2 separate regions of the Homo sapiens genome follow, and region 1 is linked to region 2. Evidence: chromatin loops called from intact Hi-C (ENCODE). Cell type or tissue: B cell. All regions are shown on one strand. Links, peaks and the distances in the headings refer to the core of each region. The heading gives the core; the rest is flanking DNA. Region 1 has its middle 32 kb from the start of PRKCB. Region 2 overlaps PRKCB (protein kinase C beta).

Region 1 (8,404 bases), core at 2,478-4,977, 73 kb before region 2:
CGTTCTGTCTTCCAGGCTGGAGTGCAGTGGTGCAATCTTGGCTCACTGCAACCTCCGCCTCCTGGGCTCAAGCGGTTCTCATGCCTCAGCCTCCCAAGTAGCTGGGACTACAGGTGTGTACCACGGCACCCTGCTAATTTTTGTATTTTTAGTAGAGACTGGCTTTTGCCATGTTGACCAGGCTGGTCTCAAACTCCTGACCTCATGATCTGCCTGCATTGGCCTCCCAAAGTGCTGGGATTACAGGTATGAGCCACCGTGCCTGGCCTCAAATGTCTTTCTATGTCAGAAAATTTCAATCCTATGAGCTGGCTATAATTATTTTCATTTTACACTTGACTAAATGAAGGCTTAGGAGGTGAAAGACTATGCTGTTGAATTGCATTGTGTGCCCAGAAAAAGATATGTTGATGTCCTTCTTATCCTCCAGTACCCCAGATGTGAGCTTAATTTGGAAATAGAGTCATTGAGGTAATTAGTTAAGATGAGGCTGTACAGGAGTAAGGTGGGCCATAATCCAATACAACTGGTGTGCTTATAAAAAGGGGCGATGTGGACACAAAATAGACAGGCATAGGAGGAAGATGTCATAAGAGACACAGAAAGAAGGCCATGTGAAGATGGAAGATTGGAGTGATACATCTGCAGCCATGGAGAGATTGCTGGAAACCACCAGAAACTGGGAAGAAGCAAAGGAGTCCCCTGCAGGTTTCAGAGAAGGCATGGCCTGGCCGACACCTTGATTTCAGATTTCTTGCCTCCAAAACTGAAACATACTTTATTATTTATTTATTTATTTATTTTGTAGAGATAGGGTCTTGCTATGTTGCCCAGGCTGGTCTTGAATTCCTGGGCTCAAGTGATCCTCCTGCCTCCAATTCCCAAAGCACTGGGATTACAGGTGTGAGCCACTGTGCCTAGCTCTTTTTTTTTTTTTTGAAATGGGGTCTCCCTCTGTCGCCCAGGCTGGAGTGCAGTGGTGCAATCTCAGCCCACTGCCACCTCTGCCTCCTGGGCTCAAGCGATTCTCCTGCCTCAGCCTCTCAAGTAGCTGAGATTCCAGGTGCCCTCCACGACGCCTGGCTAATTTTTGTATTTTTAGTAGAGATCAAGTTTCTCCACATTGGCCAGGCTGGTTTTGAACTCCCGATCTCAAGTGATTGGCCTGCTTTGGCCTCCCAAAGTACTGGGATTACAGGCGTGAACCACAGCGACCGACTGGCTCAGCTCATTTTTTAAAAACCACCCAGTTTGTGTGACTTTGTTAAGGCAGCCCTAAGAAACCCAAACACATGTCAAAGTTTCAAAACTCGTAGGTAGCAGAGCTGGAATTTGAACTCAGGTAGGTGTGACCCTAAGGCCAATGCATTTAAACGAACAGGATCTATCTATTTTCTTTTTTGAGCGAACCCCTGTATATAGTGCTTAGCCTGTGCCAGGCTCTAGGCTAAGCATTGGCATGTATCTCTCTGAAACTGGCATTTCGCCTTCTGGGCAGTGCAGTAATTTCCTCCTTGAGGTTGTCTGGTGGCTTCCACCAGGGGGCAGACCTGGGCTTTCGTGCACAGGCAGGAAAATAACACACAAGGCAGGAGGTGGACTTTTCCCTTCCCTTCCCTTCCCTTCCCTTCCCTTCCCTTCCCTTCCCTTCCCTCCCCTCCCCTCCCCTCCCCTCCCCTCCCCTCCCCTCCCCTCCCGTCTTCCCTCCCCTCCCCTCCCCCCCCCTTCCCTTCCCTTCCCTTCTTTCCTTCTTTCCTTTCTCTCTTTCTCTCTTTCTATCTTTCTTTCTTTCTTTCTGACGGAGTCTTGCTCTGTCCCCCAGGCTAGAGTGCAGTGGCGCTATCTTGGCTCACTGCAACCTCGGTCTCCTGGGTTAAAGCGATTCTCCTGCCTCAGCCTCCCAAGCAGCTGGGATTACAGGCGTCTGCCACCACACGTGGCTAATTTTTGTCTTTTTAGTAGAGACGGGATTTCACCATGTTGGCCAGGCTGGTCTCGAACTCCTGACCTCATGATCCACCCACCTCGGCCTCCCAAAGTGTTGGGATTACAGGTGTGAGCCACTGTGCCTGGCCAGGAGGTGGACTTTCTGGCAGTTCCCTCTGTAGAGATTGTCTGTAGGTTTGGTCTACCAAAGCAAAGACCACATTAAAAACAAAAAAACAAAAAACAAAAAACAAAAAAAAAAAAAAAAAAAAAAGAGAGAGAGAGAGGATCGACCCAGACGATTGAGTGCAAATAAACTTCCATGTTTTCTGAGGGAGAGAGAGCCAAACACCAGGGGTACAGGCAGTCTGATTTCCAGAGAGGGACTCTGTCATGGATGTGATGGGAGATGTGTTATCTGCTTTTTCTCCAAACAGATCCTGAACCCATTCTCACTCAGCAAGCTTCTGATGAAAAAACAACGAACATTTGTGTCATAGGCACAATTCTAGAGATGGTCATCCAATAATTAATCTTGCCGGGTGCGGTGGTTCAAGCCTGTAACCCCAGCACTTTGGGAAGCCAAGGCAGGAGGATCTCTTGAGTCCAAGAGTTTGAGACCAGCCTGGGTAACATAGAAAGACCCTGTCTCTAAAAAAAAAAAAAAAAAAAATTAAAAAATTAGCCAGACATGGTGGTGCACGCCTGTAGTCTCGGCTACTTGGGAGGCTGAATTGGGAGGATCACTCGAGTCCTGTAGTTTGAGGCTGCAGTGAGCTATGATCATGCCACTGCCCTCCAGCCTGGGCAACAAAGCCAGACCTTGTCTCTAAAAAACAAATAAAAAATTAATCTGCCTTTTTGTGCAATGGTCTCAGCAGCAGCAGCCGTATCTATACCACATGACCTTATACCCCTAGCTGAAGCAGAGCTTAGGGTTTTGACATGAGAGATGTAAAAGTGGCCCCTTAGGAGGAAGTTTGCACATTCCTGCTGCTGAGTTTCTGCAGCTGCCCTGGTTGCTGGCCCTGCTAAGCCCTGGTTGTTCAGCCCTTCCTTGGATTCTGTTAATATACCCAGTATCCATCCCATAATCTTTCTTTTTACAATGCCTTTTAAGCCAGTCGTAGTTAGTTTCTATTACTTGCAAAAGCACAAAACAAAAAAAACCCTGAATTTATATGAATAAGAATAGAAAAAATAAATGATTAAGTATATTATTTAAAGCCATGCAGGCAATTAAAAAGTTATAAATAATAAAGTCATTAGAACAACCAGCACCCAGAAAAGAGGTGGAGGTTCTCAATAAATATTTATTCAGTGACCGCAGGAATTTACCCACAATAATATCAAACAAAACTGATGTAGAAACAAGGGAAAAGGGGATAATAAGGCTGAACTAAATTTCGCTCTTTTCAATGGAGACAATATGGTTTTAAGTTGATCAATCAAAACACAGAAGCACAATCATATTATTTAGAATTATAGTGTGAACGCCAGAGTTAAAACAAGAAAACGTTTTCTGAGGAGTGGGAGAGTGTTTTTCTGTCTCCTTCTAAACATCTCCTTCTAAACTCTCAACCCTTTAATAATTTGGCAGAGGGTTCTAAGCTTGTTTGGAAACCCAGGCTGCGAGGGAGTAGGACTGAAATCCAGAACTCGCCCGGGTCACCGGCACGAGGCACATCCTCCCAGAAGGGGGTGCTGCTTTCTGATGTGCACAGAGGTGCTCACAGGCCAGACTCCACCTCCTGTTTGCCAGTCCCATAGGAGACAATGGTATCTCATTATTGTTTCAATGTGCATCTCCTTAATTGTGTGTGAGATCGAGTGGTTTCTCCCGTGTCTATAAGCCATGTGAATTGCCTCTTCATGTCCTTTGCACTAAATGGAAGCTGTGTCTCATCTCGTTCAGAACTTTCTTTTTCTTATCTGATCGTTTTATTACTCAGCTCCTCAGTTTAGCTCATTTTTGGCATACTAGCTGGGTTTTAAATTCTCCTTTCCTCTTCCTTCTTCTCCTCTACCCCTCTCTTCCTCCTCTATCCCTCTCTCCTTCTTTACAGATTTGATTTTGTAAATACCTCCCAGAATCCTAACACTCCTGCTTAGTTCCTTGCAACAGTGTTTGGGGAATCATACATACCAATGACAGGAATACATCTCGTATCGGTTACAAAATATAAAATGACCATCTTCCTTTTGTTCAGTGCCATTTACTTCTGCAAACATCCCTCCATTCTTTCTAGCTCTTCCACAAACCCTCTGCATTCTCCTATGGGCTTAGATTTTTAGGGCAAAAGCCAAGACATCTTGGAGATTATTGTGCTTTTCAGACCTGCCACAAACCCCCTCAGAGACTAGGACTTTCAAAGTTGACTTTCTGCTTGCTTGGCTGGGGGAAAGACAGTGGGGAGAGGAAAAGTGTATAAAAATCCATAAATTAAAGTCAAAATGTTATTCAATTACATTTGGGTAAACCCAGAAACAATTCTGGAAGCACTTGAAGGCAATATTTATCAGTGATTAGCCCGGGGGGATTTTATGTCTTACTTTGTATAATTTTCTATAAATTAGGATTATGCATGAGTTTTACTTTATTTTCCCCCCTTGGGCATCTCTCATATATATATATATACACGTATATATATATATATACACGTATATATATATACACTTGTATATATATACACATATATATACACGTATATATATATACACACGTATATATATACATATATATACGTGTGTATATATATATACGTGTGTATATATATATATATAATTTTTTTTAAGTGAGGTCTTGCTCTGTTGCCCAGGCTGGAGTGCAGTGGTGCAATCTTGGCTCACTGCAACCTCCGCCCCCCAGGTTCAAACGATTCTCCTGTCTCAGCCTTCTGAGTAGCTGAGATTACAGGCATGTGCCACCACGTCTGGCTAATTTTTGTATTTTTAGTAGAGACGGGTTTCCCCATGTTGGCCAGCTGGTCTGGAGCTCCTAACCTCAGGTGATCTGCCTGCCTCGGCCTCCCAAAGTGCTGGGATTACAGGCATGAGCCACTGCACCTGGAAATATTTTTCTTTTTAAAAATTTTTTTCTGGCCGGGCACAGTAGCTCATGCCTGTAATCCCAGCTACTCAGGAGGCTGAGGCAGGAGAATCACTTGAACCTGGGAGAAAAAAAAGGAAAGGAAATTTTAAAAAAATGTTTTTTAAAAATTCCTTTCTTTTTTTTTTTTTTGAAACAGGGTCTCACTCTGTAACCCAGGCTGGAGTGCAGTGGCACAATCTTGACTTGCTGCATCCTCAACCTCCCGGGCTCAAGCAATTTTCCCACTTCAACCTCCTAAGTAGCTGGGGTGACAGGCTTGCACCACCATGTCTGGCCAATTTTATAATTTTTGGTAGAGATGAGGTCTCACTATATTGCCTAGGCTGGTTTTGAACTCCTGGACTTAAATGATCCTCCCGTCTCTGCCTCCCAAAGTGCTGGAATTACAGGCATGAACCACCACTCCCGGCTCTCCTAATATTTTTTATTTGAATATTTTCTAGAAAAATAACATCGTAAAATTCAGAGTAACAAAATGTATACAATGAACACCTAATTTCTCTCTTACTTTCACCCAAGAAACAATTACAATTAATGTTCTCTTATGTAAATTCCTTGTGATATGATCTTTGTAGTGTCTCTATGTGTGTGTCTCTATCTCAATCTCTAACTCTGGATATCATCCTCCATTCTTTTTACACAAGTGGGTATGTCACCTACAGACTTTTATGTCCCCAGTGCTACAACTTGTAAATTGCTTAATGTCAGAGCCCATAAAAATCTACCTCATTTAAAAAAATGGCTGTGTAGCATTCTTCTGTGGAAGTTCTGTAATATAACAAACACTCTCCCATTGAGTGGGAAACATTGTTTCTCATCTTTTGCTACTATTAATAATGTCAAAAGAAATAACTTTGAGCAAATATCTTTACTCAGATTCCAGCTTATGTCTAGGATAAATTCTCAAAACTAGAGTTCCTGGGTCAAAGGATTTTTTTTTCTTCCTCATTTCTAATTTTTGATAGCTATTTCAGAATCTCCTTCCAAAGAAGTTGTACCAGTTTATGCTCACACCAACAATGTGTGAAGCTGGATTTTTTTTTTTTTTTAAGACAGGGTCTCACTCTGTCACCCAGGCTGGAGTGCAGTGGTTCGATCTCGGCTTCCAGGCTCAAGCTATTCTCCTGCCTCATCCTCCTGAGTAGCTGGGATTACAGGCATGTGTCACCACACCTGGCTAATTTTTGTATTTTTTGTTTTAGTAGAGACAGGGTTTAGTTATGTTGGCCAGGCTGGTCTCAAACTCCTGGCCTCAAGTGATCTGCCTGCTTTGGCCTCCCAAAGTTCTGGGATTACAGACATGAGCCACCACACCTGGCCAGAAGCTGAAGCTGGTTTTTTTTTTTTTTTTTTTTTTGAGATGGAGTTTCACTCTTGTCGCCCAGGCTGTGAACTCAGCTCACCGCAACCTCCGCCTCCCGGGTTCAAGTGATTCTAGTGCCTCAGCCTCCCTAGTAGCTGGGACTACAGATGTGAGCCACCACATCCAACTAATTTTTGTATTTTTAGTAGGGACGGGGTTTTACCATGTTGGCCAGGCTTGTCTCGAACTCCTGACCTCAGGTGATCTGCCCGCCTCAGCCTCCCAAAGTGAAGACATTTATTTATATAAATGAAGAAAGTATACAGATAAATTACACAAACACAAATTAGAGAAACTTTGATCTCTCTCTTCTACTTACTAAATTAGCAACAACAGGTAATACCCCTGCCCAAGTGGTGATGCTATAAAATGTTACAGCTCTTTGGGAATACAATAAGGCAAACATAAGCCATACAATTGTTCATATTATTCTATTTAATAATCCCACTCCCATGAATTTATCCTAATAAAATTAAAAACTACTTAAGTATTCAGTAATACTGATGCCCTCTGTTGATGAATCCATTTTCGCCCCCACTTATTTGAAATACCACTTTTATCTTATTTAGGGGTTCAATGACATGGATACTCACAGAAAGTCTTGGGTAACTGAACTCTGAGATCCTGTTCATTTTTATTGCTGACATTTTTGTCTTTCAGATGGTAAAGGAAGTATCTAGAGGAACTGTTGCCTTGGGCCAAATTCTGGCCAACCAGGTGGAACAAGCTGGTGAGGGGAAGTGACAAGGACCTTAGTAGAAAGTGACTGTGTGGGTCTAGACACCCTGTCTGCCTCCTACCACTTTGGTTAACCCTCCAGCTCTTTCCAGCTTAGCTGGGAACATCCCTTGTGGTCAGTATCCTTGACAGCCTAGCACTGTCTCTAATAACAGAAAGTTTGACCAATGAGTTCCCCAAATGTGCCCTCCTTTCTCTTGTCTCCACGTTTTTGCCTCTGCCCTTCCCTTTGCCTGCAATATTTTCCCTCACTTTTAGCCTAGCTAACTCTTCAGCCTTCACATCTGTTTAAAGGTTACCTGCAATGTGAAGGAGATAACATGCTAAGCTAGACACTCCATAATACCTTCTATTTTCTTCTTCTTCTTTTTTTTTTTTTCTTGAGACAGTCTCACTCTGTCACCCAGGCTGTAGTGCAGTGGTATGATCTTGGCTCACTGCAACTTCTGCCTCCTAGGTTCAAGTGATTCTCCTGCCTCAGCCTCCCAAGTAGCTGAGACTATAGGCACCCACCACCACGCCTGGCTAATTTTTGTATTTTTAGTAGAGACAAAATCTCCTGTTGCCCAGGCTGGTCTCGAACTCCTGACCTCAGGTGATCCACTTGCCTCAGCCTCCCAAAGTGCTGAGATTACAGGTGTGAGCCACAGCGCCTGGCCTGCTTCTATTTTCTTAATGGTCTCTATCCAAGATGGATGGGGTGCAGGCAAGAAAGCCACTCAAATTCCAGGGGCCTGATGATCTGGAAAGTGGGCTGAGGTAAATCCCAAGTAAATACTTTCCATTTCCTGTTTGCCTCAGGACTAGAACCAGCTACATAAAAGCCCAATACAAAATGAAACCGTGCTGGGCACAGTGGCTCATGCTTGTAATCCCAGCATTTTGGGAGGCCCAGGCGGGAAGATCACCTGAGGCAAGGAGTTCGAGACCAGCCTGGGTAGCACAGTGAAACCTCCATCTGTACAAAAAATTAAAAAAATCAGCTGGACATTGTGGCATGCACCTGTAGTTCCAGCTACTCATGGGGCTGAGGTGGGAGGATTGCTTAAGCTTGTGAGGTTGAGGCTGCTGTGAGCCAAGATTGCACCACTGCACTCCATCCTGGGCAACAGAGCGAGACCCTTTAAAAAAAAAAGAAAGAAAATGAAAAGAAAGAAAGAAAAAGCCACGCTTCTTTGAGGTGTCATGGAAGTCTAGCTGAAGATTTGTGGAAGTAGGAAATATTTAGTGAACAAAGTCTCCAATGAGATAAGCATGAGTTCCAG
Region 2 (8,404 bases), core at 3,121-5,620:
CAGGAAAACTAAATTTTGTGTATGGAAAGCACTGATTGCTGAGCAGATGGTGAGCATCTCTGAGTAGGAGCTCCTGCTGCCATTATTATTATTATTATTATTGGAGGTTATCATGTGTGATTGAAGAGCAGGAACTTCAGCTGGGCTTCAGGAGCAACTGGTTAGAAAAACGGAAGACTTGGCCCGGCGTGGTGTCTCATGCCTGTAATCCCAGCACTTTGGGAGGTCGAGGCGGGCAGATCATCTGAGGTTAGGAGTTCAAGACCAGCCTGACCAACATGGTGAAACCCCGACTCTACTAAAAATAAAATAAAAAATAAAAAAAAAATTAGCTGGGTGTGGTAGCGGATGCCTGTAATCCCAGCATTTTGGGAGGTCGAGGTGGGTGGATCAACTGAGGTCAGGAGTCCAAGACCAGGCTGGCCAACGTGGCTAAACCCCGTCTCTACTAAAAACACACACACACACACACACAAAAAAAAAAAAAAAAAAAAGAAAAAAAAAGTTAGCTGAGTGTGGTGGTGGGCGCCTGTAATCCCAGCTACTTGGGAGGAGACTGAGGCAGGAGAATTGCTTGAGCCTGGGAGGTGGAGGTTGCAGTGAGCCGAAATCGTGCCATTGCACTCCAGCCTGGGCGATGGAGTGAAACTCTGTCAAAAAAAAAAAAGAGAGAAAAAAGAAAAAAAGAAAAATGGAAGACTTATCGGGAATGCAGGCAGCTGTGCGATTTCAGCTTCTCTTTGTTTTTGGACCATGGGTTTTCTGGTTCTTCTTTGGTTCCTGCAGGTCTGACTTTCTCCTTTTTCTGTTGATGGTCTTTCTTGGCCTGTGTTTGCAATGGGTCAACCATGTGCTTTCTGGCCATACTTCACACTTACTTCCCAACTGGGACAGATAGCATTTCTTAAGTCTAATTCCAAACTTCTGGGATAATCTGATTGCCCTTCATTGAGTCAGAAGCCAGTGGATAGGGACATGGAAGATGCTATAGCTGGGCTCCACCCTTGCAGGTGAGAGGAGCAGTTTCAGGAAAGTCTGCCAGGCATGAGCTGAGACCTTAAGAGATGTCAGCTAGAATTAGCCACTGTCAGTATATCTGCTTCTGGGTCCCACTCTTCATCCTGCTTTTCAAGGTTTTCAAATATACACTCCTACTCAGTCTCATGAAAATTATTATTTTTAAAATACCCTTTAGCACATTTACCTCTAATGATACTAGATTCTTGCCTCCTGCCTCTGTAAATCACTCGGTCACTTCCCGATCTTATATTTGGCTGTCAAGAATGTGGAAATCTCACAGAACCCTTGAATTTCAAAGTTGGAAGGGAAAATTGCTTGTCTATGCTTATAAAAAATACACACCTACACCCACGTACACATGTATTTACTAAAATAGTATTAGGCTAAATATTCAGTTGTACAGCTTTCTGATTTCATTAACAATGTCTGTCTTTCCGTGTCAGAAGAGATAGACATTTGAAAAAACGGCAGCGTAGGATTTTGTTCTATGGATGAGCTAAAAGTTCTTTCACCTGTCCACAAACTTCCACCTAGTCCGTGTGCCTTATAAAACACAAATTCTGAAATCCCATGTAACGTGTCAGCTAGATTCTGCCTATCACTGAGTAGAGATGAACCATCACATCTCATGTTCTAGATTTGGGGTTACAAATTCAAATTCCTACAGGGGCCAGGCAACTGTCTTAGATGTGTGAAACGTCCTAGATATAAGAAATGCCTGTAAATGAAACCTTAAGAGTTTTTATAAGCATACAAATAAGTATGTAATATTTTGAAACATACTTATTTTTTGGTGTACCCACACAGGCCTAGCATCACCAGATTCTTCTCTCTTTTTTTTTTTTTTTGTTTTGCCCCAAGAGAGGCAGGAAATGAGTATATTTATGGGAGCTTTCCTAATTGTGAAGTGTTGGTAAGTTCATTATTTTTAAAAAACTAAAAACCAACTTGCAGGCCAAACAAAATGTGGGCCACCAATGTGTAATCACTGATGTAGATAATGCACTTCAATTAATCTAAAATCATCAACTATTTTGGCAGCCCTCTCAGACTGCTGACTCACTGAGCTTTTCATCTGATGAAATCCTTAAGTGATTCACAAATACTTAATCTGAAAACCTCTTAATCTAACTTGTGTTCCTGGACTTGTAAATTGGGTTTCTGGACCTTAATACTTGCTCATGTTAAATCCATTCTGTTACTTATGTTTAAGGTCCTACATCTGTCTTCCAGCCTGATCACCCATCTTTTCAGCCATGTGTTGTTTTTGAATTCAACTCATTTGATCCTTTCTCTATGTCCTTTTTTTTTTTTTTTTTGAGACGGGGTCTTGCTCTGTTGCCCAGGCTGGAGTGTGGTAGCACGATCAGGACTCAATGCAACCTCGACTTCCTGGGCTTAAGCGATCCTCCTGCCTCAGCCCCCACAAGTGGTTGGGACTACAAGCACGTGCCACCACACCTGGCTAATTTTTTTGAATTTTAGTAGAGATGAGGTCTCACTATGTTGCCCAGGCTGGTCTTGAACTCCTGAGCTCAAGTAATCCTCCCAGCTCAGTCTCCCAAAGTGCTGGGATTACAAGCGTGAACCACCATGCCCAGCCTCTCTGTGTCTTATGATAAAAAAAATACTGGATGAGACAAGACTGAGGAGGAAGACCCAGGGACCCTTTTTAGCAGAGCTTACCAGCGGGTGTCCAAGGATTGAATTTCCCTTCCTAGACATGTTTTGCTTCAACTAAAAAGATATATATATATATATATATATATATGATGTATATCACACACATATGTGTATATCACACACATATGTATGTATATCACACACATGTGTATATCAAACACATATGTATATCACACACATATGTATGTATATCACACACATATATGTATGTATATCACACATATATGTATGTATATCACACATATATATGTATGTATATCACACACATATATGTATGTATATCACACATATATATGTATGTATATCACACATATATATGTATGTATATCACACATATATGTATGTATATCACACATATATGTGTGTATATCACACATATATGTGTGTATATCATATATATATATGCATGACCCATATTTAAAAGTAGGATATTTCATAACGAAATACCAGTATTAGGTATCTTTTGAAAAAGTGTCGTAACTGACAGCCCAAGTCTGCATTCCTTCATGGCACCAGGGCTAGAACTGAGAAGTAGCTGACTTTTTGGGGTGGATATGGGCTCCCCTAGTCATGCTATATGCCTCATTTTATGTGACTGGCCGGGCCCCATAGGCGTTTATGTTTGCCACTCTTTTAGAGGTCCCTTTAAGGTTGACATATATTCATTGATTGATCAACTCATTTACACACGCATGCAGTCATTTTTTGGACCCCTGTCTATGTGCTCTGCACAATGCGAGGTGTGGGATATAATGGTGACCAAGACAGATTCCAACCACTCACTCACAGATCCCACAGCCTACCAGGGAAGCCAGATATGGAACAATTATATACGTAATTTTACTTGTAAGTGCCACAAAGACAAATTGTATTAAGTAGTACCATGTGGCTGTGGAAGTTTAACTTGTCACTAATCCACCAAACTCTGAGAAGACAGCATATTTTCCGTCATTCCCAAAAGACTATCACAGGCAACATTGAGGAATGCTTTGTTAAACTCCAGGGATATATTCCACATCACACTTCCCCCGTCCACCAGATTAGCAACTGTCCAAGGACAAAACAAAACACACACTAAAAAGGAAATGGGGTTAGTCCGATATGTCTCCATCTCCTTATGCTGGTTCTTTTGTCTGCAGAAGCCACGGTTTCTTTTTCTTTTTGAAAAAAAAAAATGACATTTGCGTACCTCTCTGCGTTTCTCTTTCTCCAGGATTCTTCTGGGATCCTAGGCAGTGTGGTTTGGTGATCTCACTGGTGAGATCTCTTGGAGCCCTGGAATGCAATTCATCTGGGCCAGAAGAGTTGAACTAATTTAAGGACATCTGAGTGCTTCACTGATGTATTTGTTCTGCTCTGTCCCTTCAAAATACCACTACTCAAAACAATGTTCAGCTGGAGAAAGTGGTTAACACTGGAATTTTCTTTTTTTCTGAGACCTAAGTGACAGGGAAGGGTGGATGAAGGAAACATATCCTTTGAAAATCCTTTAGTTAGAATCCTTTGGTTGCAAGTAACATAAATGAACTCTGATTAATGTAAGCAAAAAAGAATTTGTTAGAAGGATATGGGGGGGGAGGGATGGACAGAGATGTGAAGGAAAAGATGAAGAACCAGGCTTTAGAAAGTCCTGAAACCAAATGAATTCTAGGGATCTAGGAAGCAGGGACTAATGACTGTTTCCTTCAGGACACCAGAGATGGGGTGAATAACTCTGTAAAAGATGCAAATTTCCCACCTGGGTAACATAGTGAGACCCTGTCCTTAAAAAAAAACAGTAGCCAGGCACAGTGCCTGTAGTCCCAGCTATGTGGAGGCTGAGGCAGAAGGATCACTTAAGCCCAGGAGCTCAAGACTGCAGTGAGCTATGATGGCACTGCTGCACCCCAGCCTGGGCAGCAGAGGGAGACCCTGTCTCTTAAAAAACAAATGCTAAATTTTAGAGAGAATAGAGAGAATCTTTTCTTAAAAAGGTGCTAAGTCTGGGGAAGGAGCTTCTGATTGTCCTGCCTTGAGTCACACGACCATCTCTGACTTGTTGACCCCTCTACAATCCCATATAAGACTCCCCAAGAGTAGATTCTGAGCAGGTAAAGCCCATGGGTGTTCCCAAAAGTCGGCCTCAACCTGAAGCCACTTATTCACTCTGAGCTCATCACCAATGGCATGCCGCACTGTCAAAACTCTCTTTCTGTGCATTTGTCTGGGCCACTCAACTCAGGAAAGTTAGTTGTTCTGTGTGAGTCCCCATGTTCTCACTGATTTCATTTCAGTCTTTAAGCTAAAAATCTGTGTAAATGGTAATGGAGAATGGCTACATCACACTTAGTATGTGTCAAAGCAGTATCCTAAGTGCCTTAGTGGTATCAGCTTATTTAAGACTGACAGTACTCTGAGGTGCAGTCACTTCTTTTTTTTTTTTTCCTTTTTTTCAAAACAGAGTCTCACTCCGTCATCCACACTGGAGTGCAGTGGCATGATCTCGGCTCACCGCAACCTCCGCCTCCCAGGGTCAGGTGATTCTCATGCCTCAGCCTCCTGAGTAGTTGGGACTACAGGCATGCACCACCACTCCTGGCTAATTTTTGCATTTTTAGTAGAGATGGGGTTTCACCACGTTGGCCAGGCCGGTCTTGAACTCCTGACCTCAGGTGATCCACCCACCTGGGCCTCCCAAAGTGCTGTAATTACAGGCGTGAGCCACCGCACCCGGCCTGTCACTTCTTGTCATTCACAGTAGTTATGTTCTGTAAAGTCACTGCAAACACTGAATTAATAAACACTGAACCATTGTTCCTAGGTGAAATACAAAGTTGGGTTCCTGTGAGCCTTTGGTCACAGCATTTTCATCCACTGATCAACCCGTAAGCTTATTCTGTGTGTGTTTCTGTTTAAAGACACCTTAATATATATTGTTGACTCATTAACATCTAACTCACTGCCAACAGCACTCCAACTCGTGCCTGATCAAAGCTTATATAACACACGCATGACACATCTCGGACTCCTTGCACTTAGGAACACCAGATAGCACTTCACCATTACCCTATGGGACCATTTTACAGCAACGTCACCCTCAAAAAGCAGAAAAATGGGAAAAAGCATGCTGCTAATATACCACAGAGAGAATGCTTGTTTACAGCATGAGAGCTGAAGTCTGAAGGTAGAACATGGTTTTGTTCATCCTCAGCTGGGAACACATGTTGGCTGACTCAAATATTTTGCCACTCCGTACATGTCCGTGAGTGATCATGAAAGAACCTTGAGTATGGATTTGGCGGTTATAAATAAATTTTAGCAAGAGGTGAATTTGCAAATAATGAGGATTGACTATAACCCCTGTTATTAGCTCTAGTTAACAGATGGGGGAATGGAGGTAAACAGCTCTCTGCAGGTCTTGCAGCCAGGGAGTGTAGAGGAGGCTTTGTCATTCTGGGTGCACAGCCTGCGTCCTTAAGAGGCAATGTAGTGTTGGCTGGGTGTGGTGGTGGTTCATGCTGTAATCCTAGCACTTTGGGAGGCTGGGGTGGGTGGATTACTTGAGGTTAGGAGTTCAAGACCAGGCTGGCCAACATGGTGAAACCCCGTCTCTACTAAAAATACAAAAAAATCAGTGGGGCGTGGTGGCACGCGCCTGTAATCCCAGCTACTCAGGAGGTTGAGGCAGGAGAATCACTTGAACTTGGGACGCGGAGGTTGCAGTGAGCTGAGAGCGTGTCACTGCACTCCAGCCTGGGCGACAGAATGAGACTCCATCTCAAAAAAAAAAAGAGGCAGTGTAGTGGTTGAGTGCAGTGTAGCTCCTGCTGAGAGCTGGTTTTCATGTTTTGTGGGCACACAGGAAGTAGAGAATGCTGAGAGCTGGGCACTGAAGCAGTAGGAGATATGGGAGTGGGAAAGTGGTTTTCTTTAGTAAGTCTGGGCTGTTTTCATAGCCTAGGATGAAGTTCAGCAATACTCAACCTTGAGGTTTTCCAGGCACCTTCTCCTTGACATGAATCTCCTGCAAACAGATGTCATAGTAATCTGGGAATAAACCTTTGTTGTTGGTCCTTTAGCTATCCTTTTTTTTTTTTTTTTTTTTTTTTTTTTTTTTTTTTGAGACGGAGCCCCACTGTTGCCAGGAGTGCAGAAGCATGATCTCAGCTCACTGCAACCTCCGCCTCCCCAGTTCAAGTGATTCTCCAGCCTAGGCCTCCCGAGTAGCTGGGATTACAGGCATGCACCACCATGCCTGGCTAAGTTTTGTATTTTTAGTAGAGACGGGGTTTCACCATGTTGGCTAGGCTGGTCTCGAGCTCCTGACCTCAAGTGATCCGCCCGCCTCGACCTTTCAAAGTGTTGGGATTATAGGCGTGAGCCACTGAGCCCGGTGCCCTGGTCCTTTAGCTTTCTAAGACAGCAGCATAGTAGTTCAGAGCATAGGCTCTTGGGCCATAGCTTCCTGAGTTCGAATCCTAGCTCTGCTGTTTTTTAAACTCTGTGACCTTGGGCAAGTCTTAACCTCTCTGTGCCTCAGTTTTCTTGTCTGCAAAATGGGATTAATAAAAACACCGATCTCATAGGATTGTTGTGAAAATCGAGTGAGTATGTTTATAGTGTTTAGGAAAGTTCCTGGTACACAAGACATGCTCTGAAAGTGTATTAATATTATTTGTCCTTAGACTCAGTAGTACTCTGGGGGAATCGAATCCCCACCCCTAAGCCAGGCAGCATGGTAGAAGCTAGGTCAGCTGGCAGGCTCCTGGGTCTTTTCCATTCTGCTGCAGGAGATGCCTGACTCACCTCTTGTGCTCACACAGATGACAGCTAAATAGAAGGGCTCTTTCCTCCTAGTATTAGCTTAATTATAGGGGCTCCCTAGAACAGTGGGGAAAATGAGCTTTGAGAATCCCCCCACCACACACACAAGGCCCACACTAGCACCTGAAAGAGGAGTGAACATTGCTTCCTGCCTCCTTCTCCCCCTCCTTCTCACATATGCCTTTGTCTCTGTGATTCTGCACGTTTAATTTTTAATCCCGGGATGGGTTCTATTAGTTTTTGTGTATTTTCTCTGCCCTGGTTTGAGCTCCAAAAGGTCTGTTTGGGTCTCTGTGGGTGTCTGACAGCCTCTGCAGGCCTTTCTGAATTATATAACTCAAGCTTTGTATTTTCTATTTGTTACTGGGGGTTCTTTCTGTGCTATAATTTTACTCTTAGAAAATGAAGTAGGGTACTAGAATTTTCTCTGGGATCCCCTAGGGTTTCCTTCTGAATATTTTTTCCTGCCATATTTTCTTCGCTAAAACATTTTTTTTTCTTATTTCAGAAGCAATACATCTTCATTATAGAACATTACAACAAGATGCAGAGAAAGAAAATAATCTTATCAAGCAGAAATGTTAATACCTTGCTATCTACCCATGTCTCTCTGTCTCTGTCTCCTCAAACACACACAAATGGGGTCAAGATGACATAAGAGACTATCTGCTTTTCAATTCACATTTTACGATCTTTTTTTTTGTATGGTTCTGTAGTCTCCACTGCTTGGCTTGACGATCTTTAACAGGTGCCCTCCGGATGGTCATGGGGGTATTTTCCATTTCTCACTGTTACAAGCAGTGCTCTGATGAAACACCTTTTGCTGGCATTCCTAATTATGTCCTGAGAGCAGACTTCTAGAAGTTTTCAGCAGTGAGGTTAAAGGGAATGTTTGCCT

Evidence for each region. A loop is a pair of places that touch in the nucleus more often than their neighbours do. Peaks named below come from ENCODE experiments on the same cell type or tissue, not always from the same donor. Only the 100,000 strongest peaks of a DNase experiment are listed, where the experiment ranks them.
Region 1: it touches region 2 in a loop (4-fold over the local background); 11 of 110 quality-filtered maps call a loop at or near these places.

Annotation. Positions count from the first base shown.
Region 1 is chr16:23,800,062-23,808,465 of GRCh38, forward strand. No RefSeq gene overlaps it. Among named protein-coding and RNA genes, the nearest start is that of PRKCB, 32 kb to the right of the region's middle. RefSeq lists a cis regulatory region at 3,437-3,843. In B cell, for the core only: CTCF peaks have their summits at 3,633 (motif pointing right) and 3,848; a DNase peak (open chromatin) is centred at 3,640; H3K4me3 peaks cover 611 bases.
Region 2 is chr16:23,872,716-23,881,119 of GRCh38, forward strand. The region is part of intron 2 of PRKCB (protein kinase C beta); the gene reads left to right. Among named protein-coding and RNA genes, the nearest start is that of PRKCB, 41 kb to the left of the region's middle. In B cell, for the core only: a CTCF peak has its summit at 4,598 (motif pointing right); DNase peaks (open chromatin) are centred at 4,606 and 5,122; H3K27ac peaks cover 2,369 bases.